2 separate regions of the Homo sapiens genome follow, and region 2 is linked to region 1. The links are chromatin contacts, found by Hi-C or POLR2A ChIA-PET in ENCODE. All regions are on one chromosome and are shown on one strand. Each heading gives the region's core, a stretch centred on a gene start or an enhancer-like site at or near the end of the contact. The rest is flanking DNA. Distances are from core to core; before and after follow the strand shown. Region 1 overlaps FGF2 (fibroblast growth factor 2). Region 2 overlaps FGF2 (fibroblast growth factor 2).

What was found. Hi-C counts contacts between places; a loop is a spot of excess contacts on that map. ChIA-PET counts read pairs that join two places held with the same protein, here RNA polymerase II (POLR2A). Pooled maps may share reads with other maps.
Region 2: a map of ascending aorta shows a loop between it and region 1 (2.3-fold over the local background). The contact joins two enhancer-like sites. A Hi-C loop is called at or near these places in 3 of 168 maps with a recorded cell type or tissue (ascending aorta, heart left ventricle and heart right ventricle), 3 of 37 single-sample maps with no recorded cell type and 3 of 50 pooled maps. POLR2A ChIA-PET finds 5 or more read pairs at or near these places in 7 of 52 experiments (MCF 10A, PC-3, T-cell and 4 more).

What each region holds. Positions count from the first base shown.
Region 1 is chr4:122,851,184-122,858,422 of GRCh38, forward strand. All of the region lies in intron 1 of FGF2 (fibroblast growth factor 2), which reads left to right. Among named protein-coding and RNA genes, the nearest start is that of FGF2, 28 kb to the left of the region's middle. Within about 2 kb of position 3,773, at least 8 of the 41 ENCODE cell types and tissues checked have a DNase peak (open chromatin) inside an H3K27ac peak, as active enhancers do; they include ascending aorta, where a contact is called at or near this core.
Region 2 is chr4:122,893,804-122,901,042 of GRCh38, forward strand. FGF2 (fibroblast growth factor 2) reads left to right here. Exons shown (of 3, transcript NM_001361665.2): 3 at 1-4,433. NUDT6 (nudix hydrolase 6) reads right to left here. Exons shown (of 5, transcript NM_007083.5): 4 at 3,821-3,875. Among named protein-coding and RNA genes, the nearest start is that of NUDT6, 25 kb to the right of the region's middle. Within about 2 kb of position 4,773, at least 6 of the 41 ENCODE cell types and tissues checked have a DNase peak (open chromatin) inside an H3K27ac peak, as active enhancers do; they include ascending aorta, where a contact is called at or near this core.

The sequences.
Region 1 (7,239 bases), core at 2,523-5,022:
CAGCATTCAGCAAAAGAAGAGGATTAGGACTGCTGATCTTGACCCTAGATTGCTGGGTAACTTTAAGGCAAAACAATTTACCAACCTGTGACCCAGATTTCTTATCTTTAGCAGAGAAGTCCAGACTAGATGATTTCTCAGGGCCAAATTTTAAGGATTTTTGACTCAAATTCTGCTGGAGGTTCAGTTTTTGGGGAAGGCTGATAATATCATTAGAAGTAGGTATGGCCAATAGAAAAGAGTATAATCCCAGAAAAGAGGGTACTTCACACCAGCTCTGTCACTGGAGATGGTCAGAGACTGTTTAACAACCCTTTGATCCTAAAGCAAATAGGCATGTGAAGCTAAATTCTGTTAGCCGAAATATGGCTTAAATGTGGCTCTAGTAGATAGTGTTGTGAGTTTTAAAGTATATAGATAGAATGACAAGCAGGAACTGACTGTCTAAATAGGGGCTAGAATTGATTTCTTAGCTAGAATGTGTTGAACAGCTATTATTAAAAGTAGAGAAAATGCAAAAGTGCAATCATGTGGCTTTTCTTCCTGGCCCTAACCCTAGCCTCAGCCCTTTCTTTCTTTCTTCTCATTTCTCTGGTGAGCTCATTCTCACAGTTTCATCTTTCACATATGTGCAGGTAACAGGTAGACTTGGGTTTATGTCTCAGCTGTGCCTTACTAATTCTATGCTCTTGGGTAAGTTAATTTATTTAAATATTAGTTTCCTCATCTATTATATAGGGATACTAGCTGATAATAGCTACTATGTTGGTATTGTTGTGATGATTAACATGATAATATAGGCAGTGTGTTTAGGATAGTACTGTCAAATAATAAGTAACCATTTTACTGTTATTTATTATTCCTAAATCTCTCAAAGCTTATATCTTATCTGTCCTCCACTGCTTCAGTTGTCTATTGCTGTGTAACAAACATCTCAAAGCTGTGTGGTCTAAAATAGTGATTTTATATTTTATGATTCTGTGGGTTGGCCTGGGTGCAACTGCATAGTTCCCCTGGTATAATTTAGAATGTGTCATGCAGCTGCAGTCAAGTGGTCACGGGGACAAGAATATCTGAAATGGCTTTACTTACATGTCCAATACCTTAGCAGGGATAACTGGAATCCTAATGATATCTTTCTCCAGGTGCTGTCTCTCTCAGGTTAGCTTGGGCTTTTTCAGTGGCTGGATCTCAAGAGGAAAGGGTTCCAAGAGAGCAAGCTCCATTGTGTAAGCCGCTGTTTGCATCCTGTTTGCTAATATCAAAATTGCCAATGTCACATCAGTCAACATGTCTAGGACTAGATTCAGTTTGGGAAGAGCTACAGAAGATATAAATATCAGGTGGTGTGGTACATTGGAGCCACCAAAATAAGTCTGCCATCAGATAAACAATTAATTCCTCGCTTTTATGAGCATGGAATTGGTGCTAGATCATAAACTGACTATCCTCATTTTACCAACTTTCCCTTAATTGTTTTCTGTGTCAGTTTTTCATATTTCCAAGTTGAAACCCCCTAAACACAACATTTTTTTCCACTGCTCATTTTTTACCAAAATTCAAACTTCATGAAACCCTGGCATTTCATCCTTTGCCTTCCATCCTCATGGCCACCATCAAAGTCCACATCTTTATTATCTTACATGTGAACAGCTGTAATAACCTTTCCAGTTATTAATTCTTTAAACACCACTTTTAGCCTGATGCATTTCTTTTCAAGAACCTACGGTATGTTTATAGTCCAGATTGCATTAAACCTAACCTTTCTGTTATAGGGCCCTTTTCTGAGGCCTTATTTATCTTGCTCTGCACCATTTATATAACTATTTTCTGGCTGAGCACAGTGGCTCATTCATGTAATCCCAGTACTTTAGGAGGCAGAAGCAGGTGGATTGCTTGAGCTCAGGTGTTGGAGACCAGCCTGGGCAACATGGCAAAATGCCATCTCTACCAAAAATACAAAAATTAGCCAGGTGTGGTGGTGGGTGCCTGTGGTCCCAGCTACTTGGGAGGCTGAGGCAGGAGGATTGCTGGAGCCAGGGAAGTTGAGGCTGCAGTGAGCCATGATCATGCTACTGCACTCCAGCCTGCATGACAGAGTGAGATCCTGTCTCAAAAATAAAATAAAGTGAAATAAAAATAAAAACTATTTTTTACTATTGTATGCCCTCCACCCTCCAGAATCAGAGTGTGATGAGGCAAGTTATTTAATAAGAGAGTTTTAAGTTCATGTATATTATAAATATCTTAACACACAGAGGGGAACAGAGGAGACAATGCTGAGGTAGAGTAAAAACCCTGAAGACAAGATGTAAGGAGGAAGGGATTTTGTTGTTGCTATTTGTACTTTTGAGAATTAGGAAGGAGGGAAAAGGGGAATCAGGAAATATTTCAGGGAGTTAGAAATTAGATCCCCTTCACGGAATTCCCCAATATTTAAACATCTTGAACTGTCTTTTGTTCACCACACTACTCCTGCTGCACTTGGGTTACGCATCCATACCCACGTGGTCTGTTTTTGTAGTTGTTACTGGAATGGTGCGAGGGTGTATATACTAATGCTGTGCTTGATACTCAATGAGTGCTTCATAAATGCTTGCTGGATGAAGAATATAAGCAAAACTTACCTAATTCCTTATCTTTTATAAACTAAAATGGACAATATTGATAGGAGTTAAATGAAAGAATGAACGTTCTTATATATTAAATGGAGAGAGATGCAGAATGCAGTTTTGTTAATTATCTTCACTATTAAAAATAGACATTTGTAAAGCATCAGTATATGTGCTGTATTTGCTGCGTCTAGAGAGGAGCTGGGATGGATGAAGGCTTAGCTGGTTATACTGCACAATGAGAGTACCTGTTTCTTCTGTAGATAGAGCATAGAAGATATACTAGGAACATGGGGAAAAGCCATTATATATTTTCTTTTTTAGATCTGCAAGCCTTTTGGATGTGAGAAGATTTTTTAAAAGGACATTAAAAAATAGCTTCTTTTTCACATAAGGATACAATATTTTAAAGTAGTAAACATAGAAAGGCATTCGCCTACAGAATTCTAATGAGCATATTCGTTATTCACTGATACTCTTTTGATGGCTGTGCATTTCCTTTCCAAAAACACAATATTTTTGTGAAACCAGTGGTAGTATTCGACCCTGGCAATCAAGATTGTGTAAGGAAATGGTAAACATTTTTTGGAGAAGAGTCTCCCGCACCTCACAGGCTTTTAACAACAATTTCAAATAGCATATTTTAAAGAACTCAGCTCTGGAGTCTGCCTAATTATTAACTTCTACTTAGAGGCAGCTGCATTCTTGAGGGTGGAGCCATGATCTTCTTTTACTGTGATCCTGTTTTATTCCTTTAAATACTCAGCACAGCTGAAGAAGAGGTCCTGTTTTCTTACTGAAGACTTTCAGGCAAAGGAGCCGTTTCCAACTTCCTACTAAGTCCACCCAGCATATGTCATGCAGGGGATGCGGGGAAGAATTTTCCTTGCAAGGGCCTTCTCAGAAGTTTTGGAGATGGGCCTTGAGCTCTTGGCTGGAAGCGTGGTTTTCCAAAGTGGAGGCTGCAGTAATGCTCGTCATTGATTGAGAGACGTGCTGCCGGGGCTATTTTCATGGGAGTCAAATAAAACTCTCTTGTCTTAAGCCTGCTTTGAAAGGTGTTTTCCTAATGATTTTACAGTCAAATAGAATGACTGTGTGGGAGAGTGTATTAAATAACTGGAACACTCTGGGCAGCTTCCCTTCCCCACCCTGTGCCCCTACTTGCCTTTCCCCCAAAGCTCCTCCTCCTCCGGGCACACACATGCCGCTCTGTTTTCTGTTCTGGAGCTGCCTGAATTGTGTGATTTTTGTGGATGAATGTGAACTCTTTAATCCAGAAAGAGGTGCCAGGAACACAAACAGCCCGGCTAATTGGCATTCACCCCTAGGGAAAGTAACATGGCCAACAAGCTGGTTGCATTATCTCCATGAGGCACTTACTTAATTAACTTTGAGGAGAAACCTCAAGCTCTCTCAAATCACCCAAGAAGCATTTCGAAAAGGAAGAATTTGCCAAGAAAAGGCTATATTCAGGAGGTGTTCCATCTCTTGAGTATGTTGGATTAGTTGCAGAAATACTTACTTAAGGCAGCTTATATTTTTGTTTAATCTCTTTCTGAGCTGCTTATGATTTCAGCGTACTGAGAGGAATTTTCAAGAATTGATTTATATTGAAGAACTCACATTTCAAAATATCAGCAGTTTTGTTGAAGTATTTCTCAGTTGTTTTTGTGAAAGTATTGCCAACCCTGACTGAAGGTCTGACTTCCAACAACTTGTTCCATATGAAGATACTGACTTCCTCAAAGGCCTGTCTGCTGCTGCCTCCTCAGACAACAGAGCAGGTTGTCTAAACCATGGCACTTCCACCTCCAGCTTTGGAAGGCCTCTGCTAGAAGACATTTTCTCATAAGTAGTGCAGATGGTGCCCTAGGAGCTGATGAGCTTCCTGTTTATTCAGTAAGCGTTGCAGGAAATACAAAGAAATGTCAGGTGACCAAATGTTCTGGGGTCACCAGAGAAGTTCTTAACATTCCCTTACTAATGGAAATGAGAAAAATCTGTAGATTTTCAGCTATCTGAGGAACAATTTTTGTCTTTAAATAATCCTCTCCCCTCTTCTAATTACTAAAAGTGCAACCAACAGGTAGCAAAAGTGATATTTGAGCTTCATCCTTCTTTTCTTCTGTCCCCGTACCCTCACCTTCTAGTGAAATTACTCAGAGACTATGAAGAATAGGGATTGGAAGAAATTGAGAGCTCATGGTGGCAGGATAGCCCACAGACCATATGTGTCTCTGAATAAGGGAGAATTTGATAAGTAGAATAAGCCATCAGAAAAAAAAATTTTCAAATAGTGATTCCTCTTCAAAACATTTTACATATTTTCTCTAATATAATTATTAGAATAAAATCATTGAAATTTAGTATTAATTGAAACCTCTCATCAGATTTTTATATTGTGTTACATTGTGTTATATTGTGTTCAAGACACAATATTCATTTGGCTTTAAGAGACTGCACTAGAATGTAAAATCCACAAGAGCAGAGACAGTGTCTGGTTCCTTTCAGTGCTTTATCCCTTGTACCTGAATGGGACCTAGTTCAGGTACTCAGTCAACAATGAATTGTAAAATGAAAAAATCTAAATACAGTGGAGGCTATTTGGTCTGCGGGCTCTTCTGCCCTTGGGTTCTCAATTTCTTCCATTTTCTGTTCTAACATGGAAATGGAAGTTACACTAAAAGTAATATTTAAAGGAATCTTATTTATATTGCTTAGCTTCTTTCTCTCAAGTAATTTCTAGATCTTAAAGCACAGATTTAAAATATTAATTATTAAGCTAGAAGTAGAGACTTTGAACTAGTTGGCTGGTATTTTCTAAATTAAATTTTAAAATTTTGAGATAATTATAGATTCATTCACATGCAGTTGTAAAAAGATAATACAGGCAGATTCCTTGTACTCTTTACCCAATTTTCCCCCATTGTAACATCTTGTGAAACAGTAGTACAGTATCATAACCCAGATATTGACATTGATTCATTCAAGATACAGAGCATTTCCATCATCACGGTGATTCCTCAGGTTGCCCTTTTATAGGTGCACTCACTCCCTCAGCCCCACCTTGGGAAACTACCCATCTGTTCTCCATTTCTATAATTTTGTGGGCAACTTATTTTTAGAAACATTTCTCCAACAGCTGGCCCCTGAGAAGAAAAGACCATTTAACACATATAGGGTTGATGCGTTTTGTAGGTGGAAGCCAGGTATTTATAGATGCATGTCGTCAGTGTTGCCTGGTGTTGCTGTGCCAGGAGTCAGTGTGGGGTCCTGAAATCCAGATTACTGAGGTGTTAGTACTGTAATTATTCTTACCAGAAAATGCCCCAGCCAAAAGTGGATGGAATTTTCCCACCTGAATTACAATACCTCCACAAACCAGGCCAAGAAGTGTCCTCAGTGGCAGAGCATTTCTAGCCTTTCCGTGATGCTCAGATAGTCAGATAATGTCTGTAATCCCTAATAGCTACAGAACAGATGAGGGAAGGTGTCCTCTCTACCTGTCAACTTGTGACTATTTACTGATGAGTACTGGGACTTTGAACTCCCCTTTTCTCTCTATCTCTGAAGCTTATCTTTGCTGCTGTGCAGTTCTTTGCCCCTGTATTGCGCCTGGAGCTTCTGGAATGCCACAAGATGCTAAATAGTTCCTACCTTTTCCTTTTCTTACCATCAATCTGACTTAATTATCTGATGGTGTCACTATAGAAATAAAAGCCATTGGCATTCTTAAACAAGCAGCTGTGCTGTTAGAAGAATCAGGAGTCACCTGATATTTACAGCTATTTGGGCATTGTGTTACAGTTGCTTGTATTGGTAGCTCAGCCAGCCCAAACATATCTCTTTTAGAACATGAGGTAATAAAGCCAGTACATAAGATATTGGAGGAAATTGTAAGTTTGTATGGATTGAAATTGTTTCTAACAGCCTACCTTTGGCATAAATCAGCTGTACATCTTTAAATTTTTTAAATTACATAAGTTAAATGGTATGGCTTAGAAGTAAAATTTTGGCAAGAGATTTAGTATTTCAGACATTGTATGTTGCACTTATTTTTAATTAAATTGTTTTAATTATTTTGTCATCATCTACAATCTTAAGTTTCATAATAAAAACCATTTTTACTTTATGGCTATAAGAGTTGATACACAGAAAGATTTAATGGACTCGTAAAGCCATGTCCTGATTGGGTAGTAATGAAGGAATGCACAGATTTCTAAGCTAGCTCCCTTCCTTTCTTTCTTTAATTTTTCTTTCTTTCATATTATGCCCAATTTTAACCTTGTTTGCTAGCTGAGGAGTTGCTAAGAATTTTAATGAACTATCTGGGTGTCTAATGTTCTTATTTATAAACTTTAATTAGCCAGTTGAATTGTGAAGAGAATGGAATGTGTGGTTTTGGGCTTCTGGGATGATATGCAAAATAAAATAGTAAAAAAAGAAAGTTTACTGAGAGGGGCAATATGAAATGTGTTAGTCATATTTGTATCTGATCTTTGTAATTTATCTGATTATTACCATGGGTACTCCATATACATGTATGAAGATGTAAAGTTTTTCATTTTCAGCAAATGAGTTCCTTTTTTTTTTTCCTTTTACTTTGTTTTCTTTTTGGAGACAG
Region 2 (7,239 bases), core at 3,523-6,022, 44 kb after region 1:
AGATGGTCCCTCTAACTGGGCTTTCTCTAATTTTGTGATGTTCTGTCATTGTCTCCCAAAGTATTTAGGAGAAGCCCTTTAAAAAGCTGCCTTCCTCTACCACTTTGCTGGAAAGCTTCACAATTGTCACAGACAAAGATTTTTGTTCCAATACTCGTTTTGCCTCTATTTTTCTTGTTTGTCAAATAGTAAATGATATTTGCCCTTGCAGTAATTCTACTGGTGAAAAACATGCAAAGAAGAGGAAGTCACAGAAACATGTCTCAATTCCCATGTGCTGTGACTGTAGACTGTCTTACCATAGACTGTCTTACCCATCCCCTGGATATGCTCTTGTTTTTTCCCTCTAATAGCTATGGAAAGATGCATAGAAAGAGTATAATGTTTTAAAACATAAGGCATTTGTCTGCCATTTTTCAATTACATGCTGACTTCCCTTACAATTGAGATTTGCCCATAGGTTAAACATGGTTAGAAACAACTGAAAGCATAAAAGAAAAATCTAGGCCGGGTGCAGTGGCTCATGCCTATATTCCCTGCACTTTGGGAGGCCAAAGCAGGAGGATCGCTTGAGCCCAGGAGTTCAAGACCAACCTGGTGAAACCCCGTCTCTACAAAAAAACACAAAAAATAGCCAGGCATGGTGGCGTGTACATGTGGTCTCAGATACTTGGGAGGCTGAGGTGGGAGGGTTGATCACTTGAGGCTGAGAGGTCAAGGTTGCAGTGAGCCATAATCGTGCCACTGCAGTCCAGCCTAGGCAACAGAGTGAGACTTTGTCTCAAAAAAAGAGAAATTTTCCTTAATAAGAAAAGTAATTTTTACTCTGATGTGCAATACATTTGTTATTAAATTTATTATTTAAGATGGTAGCACTAGTCTTAAATTGTATAAAATATCCCCTAACATGTTTAAATGTCCATTTTTATTCATTATGCTTTGAAAAATAATTATGGGGAAATACATGTTTGTTATTAAATTTATTATTAAAGATAGTAGCACTAGTCTTAAATTTGATATAACATCTCCTAACTTGTTTAAATGTCCATTTTTATTCTTTATGTTTGAAAATAAATTATGGGGATCCTATTTAGCTCTTAGTACCACTAATCAAAAGTTCGGCATGTAGCTCATGATCTATGCTGTTTCTATGTCGTGGAAGCACTGGATGGGGGTAGTGAGCAAATCTGCCCTGCTCAGCAGTCACCATAGCAGCTGACTGAAAATCAGCACTGCCTGAGTAGTTTTGATCAGTTTAACTTGAATCACTAACTGACTGAAAATTGAATGGGCAAATAAGTGCTTTTGTCTCCAGAGTATGCGGGAGACCCTTCCACCTCAAGATGGATATTTCTTCCCCAAGGATTTCAAGATGAATTGAAATTTTTAATCAAGATAGTGTGCTTTATTCTGTTGTATTTTTTATTATTTTAATATACTGTAAGCCAAACTGAAATAACATTTGCTGTTTTATAGGTTTGAAGAACATAGGAAAAACTAAGAGGTTTTGTTTTTATTTTTGCTGATGAAGAGATATGTTTAAATATGTTGTATTGTTTTGTTTAGTTACAGGACAATAATGAAATGGAGTTTATATTTGTTATTTCTATTTTGTTATATTTAATAATAGAATTAGATTGAAATAAAATATAATGGGAAATAATCTGCAGAATGTGGGTTTTCCTGGTGTTTCCCTCTGACTCTAGTGCACTGATGATCTCTGATAAGGCTCAGCTGCTTTATAGTTCTCTGGCTAATGCAGCAGATACTCTTCCTGCCAGTGGTAATACGATTTTTTAAGAAGGCAGTTTGTCAATTTTAATCTTGTGGATACCTTTATACTCTTAGGGTATTATTTTATACAAAAGCCTTGAGGATTGCATTCTATTTTCTATATGACCCTCTTGATATTTAAAAAACACTATGGATAACAATTCTTCATTTACCTAGTATTATGAAAGAATGAAGGAGTTCAAACAAATGTGTTTCCCAGTTAACTAGGGTTTACTGTTTGAGCCAATATAAATGTTTAACTGTTTGTGATGGCAGTATTCCTAAAGTACATTGCATGTTTTCCTAAATACAGAGTTTAAATAATTTCAGTAATTCTTAGATGATTCAGCTTCATCATTAAGAATATCTTTTGTTTTATGTTGAGTTAGAAATGCCTTCATATAGACATAGTCTTTCAGACCTCTACTGTCAGTTTTCATTTCTAGCTGCTTTCAGGGTTTTATGAATTTTCAGGCAAAGCTTTAATTTACACTAAGCTTAGGAAGTATGGCTAATGCCAACGGCAGTTTTTTTCTTCTTAATTCCACATGACTGAGGCATATATGATCTCTGGGTAGGTGAGTTGTTGTGACAACCACAAGCACTTTTTTTTTTTTTAAAGAAAAAAAGGTAGTGAATTTTTAATCATCTGGACTTTAAGAAGGATTCTGGAGTATACTTAGGCCTGAAATTATATATATTTGGCTTGGAAATGTGTTTTTCTTCAATTACATCTACAAGTAAGTACAGCTGAAATTCAGAGGACCCATAAGAGTTCACATGAAAAAAATCAATTTATTTGAAAAGGCAAGATGCAGGAGAGAGGAAGCCTTGCAAACCTGCAGACTGCTTTTTGCCCAATATAGATTGGGTAAGGCTGCAAAACATAAGCTTAATTAGCTCACATGCTCTGCTCTCACGTGGCACCAGTGGATAGTGTGAGAGAATTAGGCTGTAGAACAAATGGCCTTCTCTTTCAGCATTCACACCACTACAAAATCATCTTTTATATCAACAGAAGAATAAGCATAAACTAAGCAAAAGGTCAATAAGTACCTGAAACCAAGATTGGCTAGAGATATATCTTAATGCAATCCATTTTCTGATGGATTGTTACGAGTTGGCTATATAATGTATGTATGGTATTTTGATTTGTGTAAAAGTTTTAAAAATCAAGCTTTAAGTACATGGACATTTTTAAATAAAATATTTAAAGACAATTTAGAAAATTGCCTTAATATCATTGTTGGCTAAATAGAATAGGGGACATGCATATTAAGGAAAAGGTCATGGAGAAATAATATTGGTATCAAACAAATACATTGATTTGTCATGATACACATTGAATTTGATCCAATAGTTTAAGGAATAGGTAGGAAAATTTGGTTTCTATTTTTCGATTTCCTGTAAATCAGTGACATAAATAATTCTTAGCTTATTTTATATTTCCTTGTCTTAAATACTGAGCTCAGTAAGTTGTGTTAGGGGATTATTTCTCAGTTGAGACTTTCTTATATGACATTTTACTATGTTTTGACTACCTGACTATTAAAAATAAATAGTAGATACAATTTTCATAAAGTGAAGAATTATATAATCACTGCTTTATAACTGACTTTATTATATTTATTTCAAAGTTCATTTAAAGGCTACTATTCATCCTCTGTGATGGAATGGTCAGGAATTTGTTTTCTCATAGTTTAATTCCAACAACAATATTAGTCGTATCCAAAATAACCTTTAATGCTAAACTTTACTGATGTATATCCAAAGCTTCTCATTTTCAGACAGATTAATCCAGAAGCAGTCATAAACAGAAGAATAGGTGGTATGTTCCTAATGATATTATTTCTACTAATGGAATAAACTGTAATATTAGAAATTATGCTGCTAATTATATCAGCTCTGAGGTAATTTCTGAAATGTTCAGACTCAGTCGGAACAAATTGGAAAATTTAAATTTTTATTCTTAGCTATAAAGCAAGAAAGTAAACACATTAATTTCCTCAACATTTTTAAGCCAATTAAAAATATAAAAGATACACACCAATATCTTCTTCAGGCTCTGACAGGCCTCCTGGAAACTTCCACATATTTTTCAACTGCAGTATAAAGTCAGAAAATAAAGTTAACATAACTTTCACTAACACACACATATGTAGATTTCACAAAATCCACCTATAATTGGTCAAAGTGGTTGAGAATATATTTTTTAGTAATTGCATGCAAAATTTTTCTAGCTTCCATCCTTTCTCCCTCGTTTCTTCTTTTTTTGGGGGAGCTGGTAACTGATGAAATCTTTTCCCACCTTTTCTCTTCAGGAAATATAAGTGGTTTTGTTTGGTTAACGTGATACATTCTGTATGAATGAAACATTGGAGGGAAACATCTACTGAATTTCTGTAATTTAAAATATTTTGCTGCTAGTTAACTATGAACAGATAGAAGAATCTTACAGATGCTGCTATAAATAAGTAGAAAATATAAATTTCATCACTAAAATATGCTATTTTAAAATCTATTTCCTATATTGTATTTCTAATCAGATGTATTACTCTTATTATTTCTATTGTATGTGTTAATGATTTTATGTAAAAATGTAATTGCTTTTCATGAGTAGTATGAATAAAATTGATTAGTTTGTGTTTTCTTGTCTCCCATTTCTTTGTGTCTTCTTGTCTATGAATTCTTTTTTCTTTTTTTTTGTTGGGGAGGGGCAGGTGGAAAGATCTGATCTTGGAATAGGGATAAATATAGAAAAATGGATTAAAAACAATTATGAGATGACATGGACAATATTCTTATGGCTGACATGATTACTTTTCTTCCTGTTAGAGTTCTATCTATCCATCACGTGATAAAAGAAAAGAATGAGAAATTATAACATACTCATAAGGGAGCTGTACCTTTGGCTAGTACCCTATATTCTTCATTCATAAAATAAGTTATGGTCCTTTTACTGGTTTGCTTTGTGACACACTCATTTCCTGGATGAATGCTTCTTAAAAGAATGTGTCATTTCTCAACTATGCTAGGTTGGAGACCAGTGGCATGGTTCCCAGAGTTTCCATAGACTGTTGATTATGTGGGTACAGAATTCAGGCTTTCAGTGTCTGGGCTAGGCTTGACATTAATTTATAAAGGATATTATGCTTTACTTTATTAATGTAGAAATATATCTGTAAATATACCTCTATATCAATGCACTGTCTTCTAGATTCCATTTGGAAATATTCCCAGAAGGTTTATTTCTCCAGAAACTATGCAGTCTTTGTCTTGACAAGATGTTGAACTTTACCACCATAAATTCCATTTACTTTTTGAGACAGGGTCTCATTCTGCTGGCCAGCCTGGAGTGCAGTGGCACCATCAGAGCTCACTGCAGTCTTGACCTGCCTGGGCTCAGGTGATCCTCCCACCTCAGCCTCCTGAATAGTTGGGACTACAGGTGTGCACCACCACACCTAATTTTTTTTTTTTTTTTAGAGATGAGATTTCACCGTGTTGCCCAGGCTGGTCTTGAACTCCTGAGGTTCAGGCTATCCTCCCACCTGGGCTTCCCAAAGTGCTGGGGTTACAGGTGTGAGCTACCATAACCAGCCTGCAAGTTCTGTTTCTAACAAAAGAAAAGTTATAATGGAGCAGACCAATGTTTCCTAAAAACAATAAAAGTCAACTTTAAAAATCTTTGACCATAAATGATTAGAGATTGTTAATTAAATCTGGAGATGAACTTATTAGAAGGGGGAAAATGCTAGACATAAGGATTGAAAACAGCTCACACAAATTTGATTTTGACTATTTCATAAACCTTTTATATGGAAATATTAGGTATATGTTTATGCTGGTAAGTATTTTGTGACATTTTATGGCACCACTTAGGTTTTTAAAATGCTTACTTCTCCCCTAAAAAAGTTTGAGCCTGAGTATAGTCTTAAGCAGTAGACAGTCCTAAGCTATGTGGTTTGTGAAAAATCTAGTTAATGTCCTAGATATGATCAGTAGTGAGATGAGCATGTCTTCCCACTTTTTTTTCTTTATATCAAACAATTCCCATTAGCTGTGTTTGGCAATATAACAACAACATTAAAATACTAATGCTGGGCACAGTGCCTCACATCTGTAATCCCAGCACTTTGGGAGACTGAGATGGGAAGATCACTTGAGCCTTGGAGTTCAAGGCTGCAGTGAGTTATTGTGCCACCGCACTCCAGCCTGGGCAACAGAGTGAGACCCCAGACGCTATGCCAGGTCTGACCCACAGTCTCTGACTGAATGACGGATGAAAAAATGCACTCAGGCACAGATCACAGATATCCAATGAAAGAGCAGGCTGGGGACTGGGCCACTCATAGAAAGAGTTGCAGTAGCCACGGCCCTGACAAGCCAGTGCTGCGGGCATTTACTCAGTACAGATTTAATGACAAAGGCCTTGAGTCAACACAGTTGTGGGTAATTAACATGGTCATGCACCCCCGCCACCCCCCCCCCGGCCCCCACCACCACTGCCCCAGAGAGATTAGTCCTGTGCGCCAACGGTTAACTTACCTAGATCAGGTTCTTTACATCCCCATGTTACCTAAACTAAGCTTTCAGGCACCAGGTAAGAGAATCTGGCTGCCTTCATCCAAATCCTTTTCCGAAGCTTTTGTAAACCTTCCAGCCTTCCAAGAAGGTTTGCATCTTTCTACAATTTTTGCCACCACCCTGACCAATCTCCTACACTATGCTAAATATTTGTATAAGAATTATGCACATTTAAACTTCCTTTTTTTCCTTCGGAAATCCTTTTCCGAAGCTTTTGTAAACCTTCCAGCCTTCCAAGAAGGTTTGCATCTTTCTACAATTTTTCCCACCACCCTGACCAATCTCCTATGCTATGCTAAATATTTGTATAAGAATTATGCACATTTAAACTTCACAATACTCCCATGAGAGGCTATAATTTGTTCCCACTTTAGAGGTGATGAAACACTTGACTGGGGTCACACATCTAGTATGTGATAAACTCAGTGTTAAAATCCAGGCAGGCTGGTTCTAACCATCTTTTAAGAAATTGTAAAAGTCGATTTGATATTTTCTCACTAATCCTTAGTGACTGTCCACTGCTTTTTCATATACCTTTTAATCTCTTCCTGGGACCTAATTGGAACATTCTATGTAAATCCAATTAGATTCTGTGTCTTAGACTTACACTTTTCCAGGGCTCACGAATGTGGACTACAGTTTAGTGCCAAATGTCTTTGTATCTATCTGTTGCTTGTGATTTCCCCATCTAGAATGTTCTGATTGGCATGGAATTTATTTCTTAGCTAGTGATCTTTTATTATTCTTTCTTTCCAGTATATTGTTTTATGGCAAAAAAATTACTGAGGATTGGTTTTGAAAATGTAGCCTATGAGATTATGTTTTCATCTTTGTTCTCCCTTCCTATAAAAGAAGATGATATCTCTATGCCTCAAGTGT